2 separate regions of the Homo sapiens genome follow, and region 2 is linked to region 1. Evidence: read pairs that join two places in POLR2A ChIA-PET (ENCODE). Cell type or tissue: OCI-LY7. All regions are shown on one strand. Each heading gives the region's core, and the rest is flanking DNA. Links, peaks and the distances in the headings are about the cores only.

The links. ChIA-PET counts read pairs that join two places held together with the same protein. Peaks named below come from ENCODE experiments on the same cell type or tissue, not always from the same donor. Only the 100,000 strongest peaks of a DNase experiment are listed, where the experiment ranks them.
Region 2: POLR2A ChIA-PET joins it to region 1 with 6 read pairs; 2 of 35 experiments call an interaction of 5 or more read pairs at or near these places.

What each region holds. Positions count from the first base shown.
Region 1 is chr2:233,529,678-233,535,495 of GRCh38, reverse strand. It overlaps USP40 (ubiquitin specific peptidase 40), which reads left to right. Exons shown (of 32, transcript NM_001365479.2): 11 at 1,717-2,017. Among named protein-coding and RNA genes, the nearest start is that of USP40, 34 kb to the left of the region's middle. In OCI-LY7, for the core only: no CTCF peak of the experiment used is centred there; a DNase peak (open chromatin) is centred at 4,905; H3K4me3 peaks cover 519 bases; H3K27ac peaks cover 1,437 bases.
Region 2 is chr2:233,071,079-233,076,896 of GRCh38, reverse strand. All of the region lies in intron 1 of INPP5D (inositol polyphosphate-5-phosphatase D), which reads right to left. Among named protein-coding and RNA genes, the nearest start is that of INPP5D, 14 kb to the right of the region's middle. RefSeq lists an enhancer at 2,907-3,612. In OCI-LY7, for the core only: a CTCF peak has its summit at 2,624; DNase peaks (open chromatin) are centred at 736 and 2,636; H3K4me3 peaks cover 3,519 bases; H3K27ac peaks cover 3,810 bases.

The sequences.
Region 1 (5,818 bases), core at 342-5,341:
GTGGGCAAAATGTGGCCTGCTGCCTGTTCTTATAGTCTTGAGCTAAGAACATGCCTTACATTTTTAAATGGTTACTTTTTAAAAGGTGAAGTGAGTACTAAGTAATGTTCTCAGTTTTGCTTCTAAAATATTTACCATCTGGCTCTTTAAGAAAAAGTTTGCTATCTCTTTCTAATTTGGTAGGACTTGAACTCCTTGTTCTTTCTTCTTGGCATCAGGCAGCCCTGCTCAGATATTGAACCTCCTAACTGATACTCTCTGCTGGGCTCTTTGAGCTGTCCATTCTACCATTTAGGAGTTAGCCAAGGATTTAGGGGGATTTGTTACAGAATTGGGGCTCCTTCGTGGGATCTCGCCTCTCTGGTATTCTCAGATTCTGTCCCCTCATCCCAGTAAGACTCTTGCCTTTTCTTGAAATCTGTTCCATCATGCACTGCTACAAACTGGGTAGTAGGTAGGTGAGTGCAGAACTCACCTGGTTTGCTTCCCTTCTTTGAAGTATTATATCTTCACTTTATGCCTACTTTGGGTTCCTTTCCCAACAGTTGTTTTCCTTTTTTGCCTAGAGTTTATCATTTTTATTAGGAAGATTAGTCTAAGAAAATTTCTTTGTCATTAATGGGACTAGACTGCACTGATGTTTGAGGCTTAAAAGAGTTAATTCTCAACTATCAAACAAAGAAAAACGTGGCTATATAGAAAGTTCATTACTTAAAAACCCAAAGAACAAAAAATGAAAAGAAAGTTCATTACTCAAAGCTTTCAAGTTGTTGATACTTTTTTGTACCTTAAACAAACTAGCTGCAAGGCTGTTTTACCCTCTGTTCTCATACACAATGTTAACAATGTTGTCTTTGGGTTATGCCCTACACTCTTCTGTTTGTTGATAAAATAATACTTTTGATTCTCAGAGAGTTGACATTACCACAAATTACTTTCTTTCCAAGAGAAAAATTAGCAAATCACCTTTCCAGGGTGATTGATGAAGTACCCAAGTGTCAAATTTAACTCCCAAGTAATTTTCTATATAAAGTAAATTAGGCTGAGAGAAAAGAAAGAGACTCAAGGCCAGACAGAGGTTAAAGAGTGAGAGGATAGGGGCGTAGTGGATGGGGAGGTAGAGACAGGCAATGGAGAAAGAAATTTTTTTCTTCTTAATCCTTTAGCAAGAACTTTGGGATTGTGACTTAACCCTTACTATGCTTTGATTTTCTGAGCTTGTCTGCCAGCTTTTAGAACAGACAACATTCACTTTAGTCCAGGTTAAAAGATAATTTAGGTTGATAATTACTACCTTATCCCAACAGAGTCTGTCTGGGTTTTCAAATTATCTTTTATGGTGGTACACTGTGTGATTGCCTTTGTTTTGTGCCTTGTTTAGATTGCTTTTAAATATTTCAAAAGTGTTTGTTCTACCTAATCTGTTCCAGTTAAATACTTTTTTAAACAGCACTAGTGAGGTGTAATCAAAATGCTTTTTAGATTGTGGCATAGCGACCTCCTCCCTGGATGTCACTATCAGACTATTTAACAGAGCACTGTGGTTTTATTAAATGTTTTATGATACCTAGATGGATTTTCCCCCGTAGCTGGCCAGGTCAGAAATAAAGATGAAGTTAAATGATCTAATCACAGAAAGGAAGAAAACATTTTTTAATCACATCTAATTTTTGTTTAAATAATTAACTTAGCATTTTTTTTTTTGTTTCTGTGTAGTTCTTACAGCTCCATTCTCAGATATTTCTACTCAGTTCAGATGAAAGTACAGTTCGTCTCTTGAAGAATAGTTCTCTCCAGGCTGAGTCTGATTTCCAAAGGAATGACCAGCAAATTTTCAAGATGCTTCCTCCAGAATCCCCAGGTTTAAACAATAGCATCTCCTGTCCCCACTGGTTTGATATAAATGATTCTAAAGTCCAGCCAATCAGGGAAAAGGATATTGAACAGCAATTTCAGGGTAAAGAAAGTGCCTACATGTTGTTTTATCGGAAATCCCAGTTGCAGAGACCCCCTGAAGGTATGGAAAGAAAAATGTTCCTATTTGTTTCAGTTAATGGCTTTAGAAGATAAACATGGAATGCTGTTTGAATTTTTATTCTTTTAAAAAAAGGTTTACTCTTGGAACATTTTTAAATATTTTAAAGCTAACAAGAACTATATTATGCCAAATGAAATCTAACAATTTGTCATTTTATAAAGATTATATACTTCTCTTTAATTTTCTACCCTGTAATAATGTAAGATCATCATTACATTTTCAAAATTGGATTTCCTTGGATAGCATAAAACCTTCTTGTGTTGGCAAACTTGAGTGCGATTGCCATATGCTCAGACTTGGCTCTGTCATTCAGCCATATGTTGCCTTTGAATTTTAAGTGGCCCTGGTCTTATTTTTATATCTTCTCCTTTATTTTCCTGATTCTTTTATATCTTCTCCTTTATTTTCTGCTTATTTATATCTTTTATTTCTATTATTTATCCTTTATTTATATCTTTTCATATCTTCTCCTTTATTTTCCTGTTTCTCAATAAGACTTTTTGTTTATTTATTCATTTATTTATTTTTAGAGATGCAGCCTCACTCTCTCGTCCAGGCTGGAGTGCAGTGGCATGATTGTTCACTGCAGCCTCTAATTCCTGGGCTCAAGTGATTCTCTTCCCTTAGTAGCTAGGCCTACAAGTACATGCTGCCACACCTGGCTAATTTTTTCATTTTTTTAGAGACAGGGTCTCGCTGTATTGCCCAGGTTGGTCTTGAACTCCTGGCCTCAGATGATGCTCACACCTCAGCCTCCCAAAATGCTGGTGTCATCGGTAGAGGGTCATGAGTGCAAGTTGTCCAGGTTCTTGGCATTTCGAACAAAGAATTAGACAAAACGCCCAGCAAAGCAAAGAATGAAGCAACAAAAGACCAAAAGCAGAGATGTATGGAAAACAAAAGTACACTCCACAGTGTGGAAGCAGCCTGAGCAGCAGCTCAAGGGCCCAGATACAGAATCTTCTCCGGTCCAAATATCCCCTAGAAGTTTCCCATTGGCCACTTCATGCTCACCTCATGTAAATGAATTGGGAGCCCGCCATCAGTCTGATTGGTTGCAGAAAGCAGCCAACCAGAGGCTGAAGTGAAGTTACAAAGGTCACTATCATGTGCAAACATCTGATTGGTTGCAGAAAGCAACCAATCAGAGGCTAGGTTGAAGTTACAACGTTACACTTATTTGCAAACGAAGACATAGCTGGCAATCAGTCTGATTGGCTGCAGGCAACACCCATTCAGAGGCTGGAGTGAAGTTGCAAAGATGCAAACGAAGACCCTACCAGCAATCAGTCTGATTTGTTGCTCAGTCTTATTTGTTGCCAACAGCAACCATTCAGAGGCTGAAATGGTTACAGAGTTGCAAACGAAGACTCCACCCACTGTCTGATTCGTTGGGGTCAGCCAATTTCCTATGTGTGCGCAGAAAAGGTCAAAGGAAGTAGCCTCTGGTCCTTGTGTTACTTAGGAATGGAAAGTTAGGGTGTTCCTTTCAATTTAGTTCTAGGAAGTCGGTGTGAAACAGCCTTAGGTTCCCTGTCTCCAGACCCTATTCTCCTGCCTCACTGGGATTACAGGCATGAGGCCTAGTAAGATTTTTCGATCACTTCTCAAAGTCCGCTCAAAAGTTAAAAACCCCAGTGAGAAAAGCTTTATAGATTGAGACATATCTATTATTAGAGATGAGAATATTGTTCTTAGAGAATGAGAATAACCATCATTTTTATGAAGAATAAGAATAAAGCAGTTACTAATTTGCATGTGAATCAAAGGAAATTAACTTTCCAGATCTAAAACAGTTACATAACTATGCTGTTAATGAAAAAGGCTTTGTATTTTTCTGGGAGGAAAAAAAGATATGGAAATGGTTCTGGTAAAAATATTGTGTATCAGAATTCACAGTTATAGAAATATATACTATCAGAAAAAGAATATCTTCAAATGGAGTATTAGTCTTTTTCACAGAATTGAATTTTAGTGTGTACGTAATTGGAATATGTAAATGACAGTTTTCTTGTTAGCTTAGGAATTGAACAAAGATCCAACAAAAAATCTAGGTGTACTTTTTTGGGAATGAAGGGATAGAATTTATAAAATGATTCTAAAATTCACCTGGAGAAATAAAGTAATAAAAACTGAAGAAGAGAAGACTGAGGGAGAATTTGCTGTATCAGTAAAAACATATTTATAAAGTTATAGCAATGAAGACAGTGTAGTGGTAATGCAAAAAGGTAGACAGATCATTGAAAAAGAGCAGTAAACCCAGGAGTTGATCTAAGCATATTTGTGTTTTAATCCGTGGTAAGGTAGCTCTTCAGATATTTTGGGGAAGGAAGGGAGTGAATTACTCAATAAATACAACTGGGAAGTTGGTTATTTGCTAGGGAAATAACTAAGCCATTTTTCTTTGTTATACAAATCACTTAAATGAAATTATAGTTCCTTTAATATTTATGTAAAAAAGGAATCGTAAAATGTGTAAAATATAAATATTTGATCTTAAGGTAAAGAAAACCTTTCTAAGCATAAAAGCAAAGAAAGAAAAAACTAGGGCAAAGTGATATAACCCTTAAAACAGAATTAAAAGGCAAATGACAAGCTAATGGAAAACAGTAAAATATATGACAAATTAATTTCCCCTATCTGTAGAGTGCGCTTACATATATTTCATTGTGCTCAGTAGTAAATTGGGGAAATGATATAAATAAGCAATTTACAAAAAGAAGATTCCTGTGTTTCAAAAAATTTTCAATTTAACCTGTAATCAAAAAGAAGAAGAAGAATGGCAATGAGATGAACATTAGTGAGATGCCCCACCAAATCAGATACTATTTCTGTGACTCTTGGGTTTCAACAGGTGACATTTCCTCCAGAGCTGGTAGGTATGGAATACAATCAGTTTGAGTATGTGTATTTAAAAGCCTTGAAACTGTCATACCGTTTAAACCAGTAATTCTACTTTCACAAGTTTGTCTTAAAGTAATCAGAGCTGTATATGAATGTTGATGCTCAAAGATGTTTATTGTTCCTACTATTTTAAAATAGTGATTAATTGGAAATCACCTTAATGTCTAACAGAAAAAGATTGGTTAGGTTAATTATGCTCCTTATAGAATGGACTACTATGTAATCATTTATTTAAGACTTTGGAAAATACAGTGTATGAAATGAAAATAGATTTGTTGAATATTATCCCAGTTTTTAAAATTGTGTGTGTTTGTGTGTGTGCCTGTGTGTGTGTGTGTGTGTGTGTGTCTTGGGAGTGAAATTATGAGCAGTATCTATTTCTTTTACACTTAAAAAAATTCCAGAATTTTTACAGTAGTCATTTATTGTATTTGTAATCAAGATGAAAATCTGAGGCCAGGCGTGGTGGCTTATGCCTTTAATCTCAGCACTTTGGGAGGCTGAGGCGGGCAGATCACTTGAGGCCAGGAGTTCAAAACCAGCCTGGGCAACATGGCGAAACCCTGTCTCTGCTAAAAATACAAAAATTAGCCAGGCGTGGTGGCAGGAGCCTGTAATCCCAGCTACTCAGAGGCTGAGGCACGAGAATTGCTTGAACCTGGGAGGCAGAGTGAGCTAAGATTGCGCCACTGCACTCCAGCCTGGGCGACAAAGTGAGACTCCGTCTCAAAAAAAAAAAGAAAAAGAAAAAGAAAAAAAAAAGATGAAAATCTGGGTGTTCTTTTTAAAAAGTATACTTAAAAGAGTTGAAAAAATGGAATTCTTCTAGCTTGTCTTAAAGAAATGTTTACTTTTCATTTGTTCTAACTTTTTCAT
Region 2 (5,818 bases), core at 392-5,391, 460 kb after region 1:
TGAATGTGTCTATTTCCCCACACCCTGCCAACTGGCTGTTATCAGACCTTTTAATCTTTGCAAATCTGAGAGGTGAGAATGATAACTTGCTTTAATTTGCCTTTCTTTATGAGAAAAGTCCTTCAGCATGTTCCCATGTTTAGTTATCTGTATTTCTTTTTCTGTGAATTCCCTTTTGTGTCTTTGACTCGCTTATTTTGGTATCATTTTTTGCTTAGTTATGAATAAGACTCTGATATATGCTACAATATATTTTGGAGTTATTTTTAACAGGTTGTTTTTAAAGCTGTGTAGATGTTTTACAATTTTATGTGGCTAATTTTACAATATTTTATTTTATGGCTTTTGCATCATGGGTACTTAAAAAGAATTTTGAGTAATTTCACTTCCACATGTCTCTTCACTTCACATAGAAAAGGTGATTTTTCTGTCTTTCTTCCATGGCTTTAGTCCCCATCCTTCTGCTCCCTGTCCTACCTCCAGAGCCTGAATTGATACAATCGTCTTGCATCAGAGATAGCAAGGATGAATCTCTAGTCCAGTGACACTACATCTCCCAGGGACACCTCTGGGACACAGAGAACCACTGGCCTCAATCCCCTTTGCAGAGCCTGCCAGACAAATGTGGAGATAGCTCAACTCTGCTGTGCTCTTATTTTTCAATGCTCTCTTCCCTTGGCACTTCCTCCTGTAGGTATGCAAATGAGGTGAGGGGTGAGAACAGCCTCTTATTTGGCTGAGGGCAGCTGACTTGTGGAAGAGCTCCAGCCAGCCCAAACATCAGCCTGTAGACAGAGAGAAAGAACATAATCACGAAGGGAGAGTCAGAGGCAGGCGCACAGAACAGGAAAGGCTTTTTGGTTCAATCAAGTGTGGCAGACAAACCTTTATGGCTTTTTCAAAGATGTTCTAGAAACACTGAAACAAAGAAACAGCTCCATGTTACCAAAACAGATCAGAATTCAAAAGCTAGTATAACAGGAAGAAGATACTTCCCCCTTAGACAGTAACATCTCAGCAGATGTTAATGACCCTGCATAGCCAATGCACAGGGCTGGACATTCTGACCCCCAGGGCTGAATCAGTTTCAACCTTCAAGGGAAAACATACAGCACCACCCCACACACACCCCATCAGCCCCGCCACACACAAGTCGTTGGGTGAGCAGTAGTACCAAACTGTATTCCACGGGTGTGGAGGCTCTGCCAAGCGGTGGAGGAAGGTGCTCACTTGGCCTGCCACCCCACCAGCAGTTTGTACTTCACTCTGGTCCTATATACACACACACACACACACATATACATGTGCACACACAACATATGCATACATGTGTATACATGTAACATGCATGCATGCATGTGTGTATGTACACATGCACACACACACACACAATATCTTGCATGCAAAATGTTTAAAGCAAAGATTCTACAACTAAATAGTGTTTGGCAATTGCTGCCCTGGAACATAACCTGGAAAACATGCTCACTGCTCTTTAGGGGCAGTGGGTCCCGCCCAGCCCTTCCCCAGCTCTTTGTGGTGATTTGGTAACACCTTGTTACGCTAACACTGGCTCTCAGCTGAGACTCCTCCCAGTGACTGGATGACCTTTCAGAGTAATCAGATCAGGATTATTCCCATTGGAGATCTGGGTTAGGATAGCACTGGGCCCAACAGTACTTCCTTCTGCTAACAAATGAGATTTGTTCCATTCCCAAATGAAGGGGGGCTTACAGCAAATTTCCCATGTGACTCCCACAGGTGCTGGGTGATGACAGGTGCCCACCCTGTGCTGAGTGTGGAGGCAAAGAAGAGGCAGGAAGGTGCTTCTCAGTAGAAGAGCATTTCTGGACCAGGTCAACCCTGATGTAGTACGAGAAGTTCTACTCTAATATGGGAGGACAAGCCCGTGGAAGTAGGAAGAAACATCATCGTGTTTGATTCTTTCAGATAAATCTTAGCATTTCTGTGTGGCCATTCCTAGCCAAATGAACACTGACAGCCAGACCCAGGAACATCTTCACCATGGACAGACCCACAGAGAGACAGAGAATCCAACTATAAAATTCAAGAACCTCTTTGTGTTCCTATCTTGCTTTGCTGATCTGCTCCTGTAATTGCTTTTAAATCCTTTTGTGACTCTTGTTACGTATCATTTCTAATTTCTAATGTTTTTGTCTGTGTTTTTGCATTTTCTTAAGACTTGTGTTTCTGCAGATTTCTGGACAAGATGGGGTAGGAGAACGGGGGCTGGAAACCCTGCGTTCAAAAAAAAAACACAAAAAAAACTATTTGCACCAATGTAGAAGGACAAGAAAATGTGTGGCAACCTTGGGAAACAAACTGTTCACCATTCGCCACTCCAAACCTTGAAGAATCACAGCCAGAGAGAAAGCTAAAGTTGATGAATGAAAAGAGGCCATTTCTTGCTAACATGGACCCCTCCAGAAGGGAGAAAGCATTAACAGGTGGCTCAGCTGGCCAGGAGGTGAGAGATGGAGGTGAGGCTGGCCGAGTATTATTGGGAGCTGGCTGAGCACCCCCACAACAGCTTGAGGGTCCAGCGGGCTATTCCTCGTCTGACAGCTACTCAAAGACAAGACCCAGGTATGAGGCGCCCCCTCTCAACCCTTGGAGGGAGCCCATCCTCTGTGTGTCTCACCACACCCTCATCTCTGGCCCCACCACCGGCTGGATCTTGAATTGTCATCTCCCATCCAGTGCCAGTCGTTTTAACCCACTCCCATCTCTGAACAAATCTGATCCAATTGTTCTCGACAGTTCTTTGTCAGAAAAGAAAAATCACCTGACCTATGAAAACATGTCACCATCCAGAAAAGGGCATTTTCCTAAGGACTCCAGGGAGTTACTTCCATCTTAAATAGAATCACTGATAAAAATAAATTCTGGACAAGTCTGATTTGTGAACTCAGGAAGATTCGAGAGACCACTGCATATCAGAAATTGGAGGGATTGATTGTGAAAAATGAGCAAACTGAGATAAAGGAAACTGACCATTAGGGACAGCCGGGACGTTTAGAGTCAGAATTTAACACACGACAGAGGCAGGAAATAGCAGCTATGGATTGGAGAAAGTGAACGAGGAAAAAGACACACTCAAGAAAGTGGTACTAGAGGAAAAGACAAAGATTTAAAAAAGAGAGGGAAGAAGAGAAATACAGAAGCTGATCTCAGTCCTACAGATGCAACAGGGCTTCCTGAAAAGACAGAGATTTTTTTTTTTTTTTTTTTTTTTTTTGAGATTGAGTTTCGCTCTTGTCGCCCAGGCTGGAGTGCAATGGCTCGATCTCGGCTCACTGCAACCTCTGCCTCCCAGGTTCAAGCTGTTCTCCTGTCTCAGCCTCCGGAGTAGCTGGGATTACAGGCACCCGCCACCATGTTCGGCTAATGTTTGTACTTTTAGTAGAGATGGGGTTTCACCATGTTGGCCAGGCTGGTCTTGAACTCCTGACCTCAGGTGATCCGCCTGCTTCAGCCTCCCAAAGTGCTGGGATTACAGGCGTGAGCCACTGTGTCCGGTCCAGAGATCATTTTTTAGAATATAAAAACAAAAAGCAGAAGAGATTAACCAACCTAAGAGCCTGTCACTTGAAAAGTAGGAGATTAAATGGACAAACCTGTGACAAACAGAATCAAGGAAAGAAACAAATGCGAGTGAGCTGGACAGCCTCTCCCTGCCTCCCCTCCCCCAGCGAGACCCACTCTCTACCCTTTTCCACCTGCCCTGTGCAGCCAGCAAATCTCCGGGGGCTGCTTTACCCAGGTTTGGCTGAAGCGAGGCACCAGCAGGGTGAGTGAAGGGGGGATGGGCTGATTTGTTCCACTGACCCCACCCTGCCTGCTGCAGATTTGCAGGGACAGAACTCCACCTCTGGAGTCTCCTAGCTGCAGCCCTGCCAGGTTCTGGTGACACAGCTCTGGCCACTGCCTCTTCAGTTCAGGGGTGGGAATGGATCCTGAGGGTGCCAGCCACTGGCTGCCTTGCCATTCCTGTCTTTATCACTCCTGTTGAACATGCCATCTATTTCCTGCCAGGACCCTGGGCACCACAAACAGTTAGAAATGAGAAAATGAAGACAGCCACAATAAAAGAGAAAACTTACAGTTATACAAAACTATGCATGATTGTTTGCCAGAAATTTTGAAAATCTCAACAAATAGATTGTTCTCTGAAAATTACGTATAACTTAACAGAAGTGACATGGGAGGAAATAGAAAACAAGACCAATTCAACACTAAAGAATAAATTGAAGTAAATATTAAAGAATTATCTGTATAAATGGCATTGAGAAGAAGTGGCTTTACCAACTTTTTTTAAGTATTTCAAAAATCAGATAATAATTATGCTACATAAATGCCTCCAGAATATTTTGTAAAATATACATGACTTAAAACCATAACATAACCAAAATCAGGTAAATCAACCTCAACTATGAATACATATATAAAAACCCTAAATAAGTTTCAGAGTACAATAAAAAAGTATTGTATCAAGAATAGTTCATTGTAATCATGCAAAATGGTTTCACATATATAAACCAAATATAAATATATAAAATTATTTTACCAGTAAATGAAATAAGGGGTATAATATAATCATCACAATAGATATTAAAAAGGCATTTGATAAAAATTAAATACTCAGTCCTTCAGAACTCTTTCTAAAACTAGAAGAAGACTGCTTCTTCTTGGACATGACAAACAGCAACAATTACCTTTTATCAAGTGGTAACTAGGTGACAGAGGCTATCCCATGCCCTTCCCAGGTGGTCCATAGCGATTCTCACAGTATGTCTCCTTGAGGTGGATGTTTTCTTTTTCCAATATTCCCCACTGTAGTGTTTTAGAAATACTGGCCCATGCAATAAGTTATGAAATCTGAATAAGTGTCATAAGTATTTGGAAAGTACACCACAAAACAATGGTAATTTGTAGATGACACGAGAGTCAAACATGAGAGTCAAACAAGAAAATCCCAGAGAAGCAACCAAAAAACAATTTGAAATAATGAGGAGTGAGTAAAGTGACAGAATAAAAGATGGATTTATAAAATCTAAAACTTCCCTGTATGTTATCAGTTATAATGAAATGTAGGGGAAAATGTATTCACAATAGTAATAAGAGTATAAGATAATCAGAAGAAATTATAACAATAAATATGCAGGATCTATATGAAGAAAATTACAAAATTTAAAATAACAGGGACAACCATATTTGTTAAGACTGAATATTACCAAAATGTCAATTTATACCAGCTATATTATGGATTTTGTACAATTCCAATCAAAGTCCCAATAGTAGTTTTCTCCAACTTGGCAATATTATTAGCTGGTTCACCTGGAAGAATAGATATGAAAATCACCTAAAATAAAATATTTTATAAAATTAGGTGGTATAATTGTTATGATATTGGGGAAAGAAAAGCAGATATACATGGAACAGAGTACAAACACAAAGAAAGATATATGACTTAAAATATGATAAAAGAGGAACCCCAAAGGGTAAAGGAATGTTATTCAGTAAGAGGTTTTGGGAAAGATGATTAGCTGAGAAAAATACACATAAATCTTTTTTTTTTTCCTTTTTTTGAGGCAGAGACTCACTCTGTGGCCCAAGCTGGAGTGTAGAGAGGCACAATCTTGGCTCACTGCAACCTCTGCCTCCTGGGTTCTAACAATTCTCCCACCTCAGCCTCCCAGGTAGCTGGAACTATAGGCACACACCACCACGGCAAGCTAATTTTTATTTTTATTTTTTTTGTATCTTTAGTAGAGACAGGATTTCACTATGTTAGCCAGGA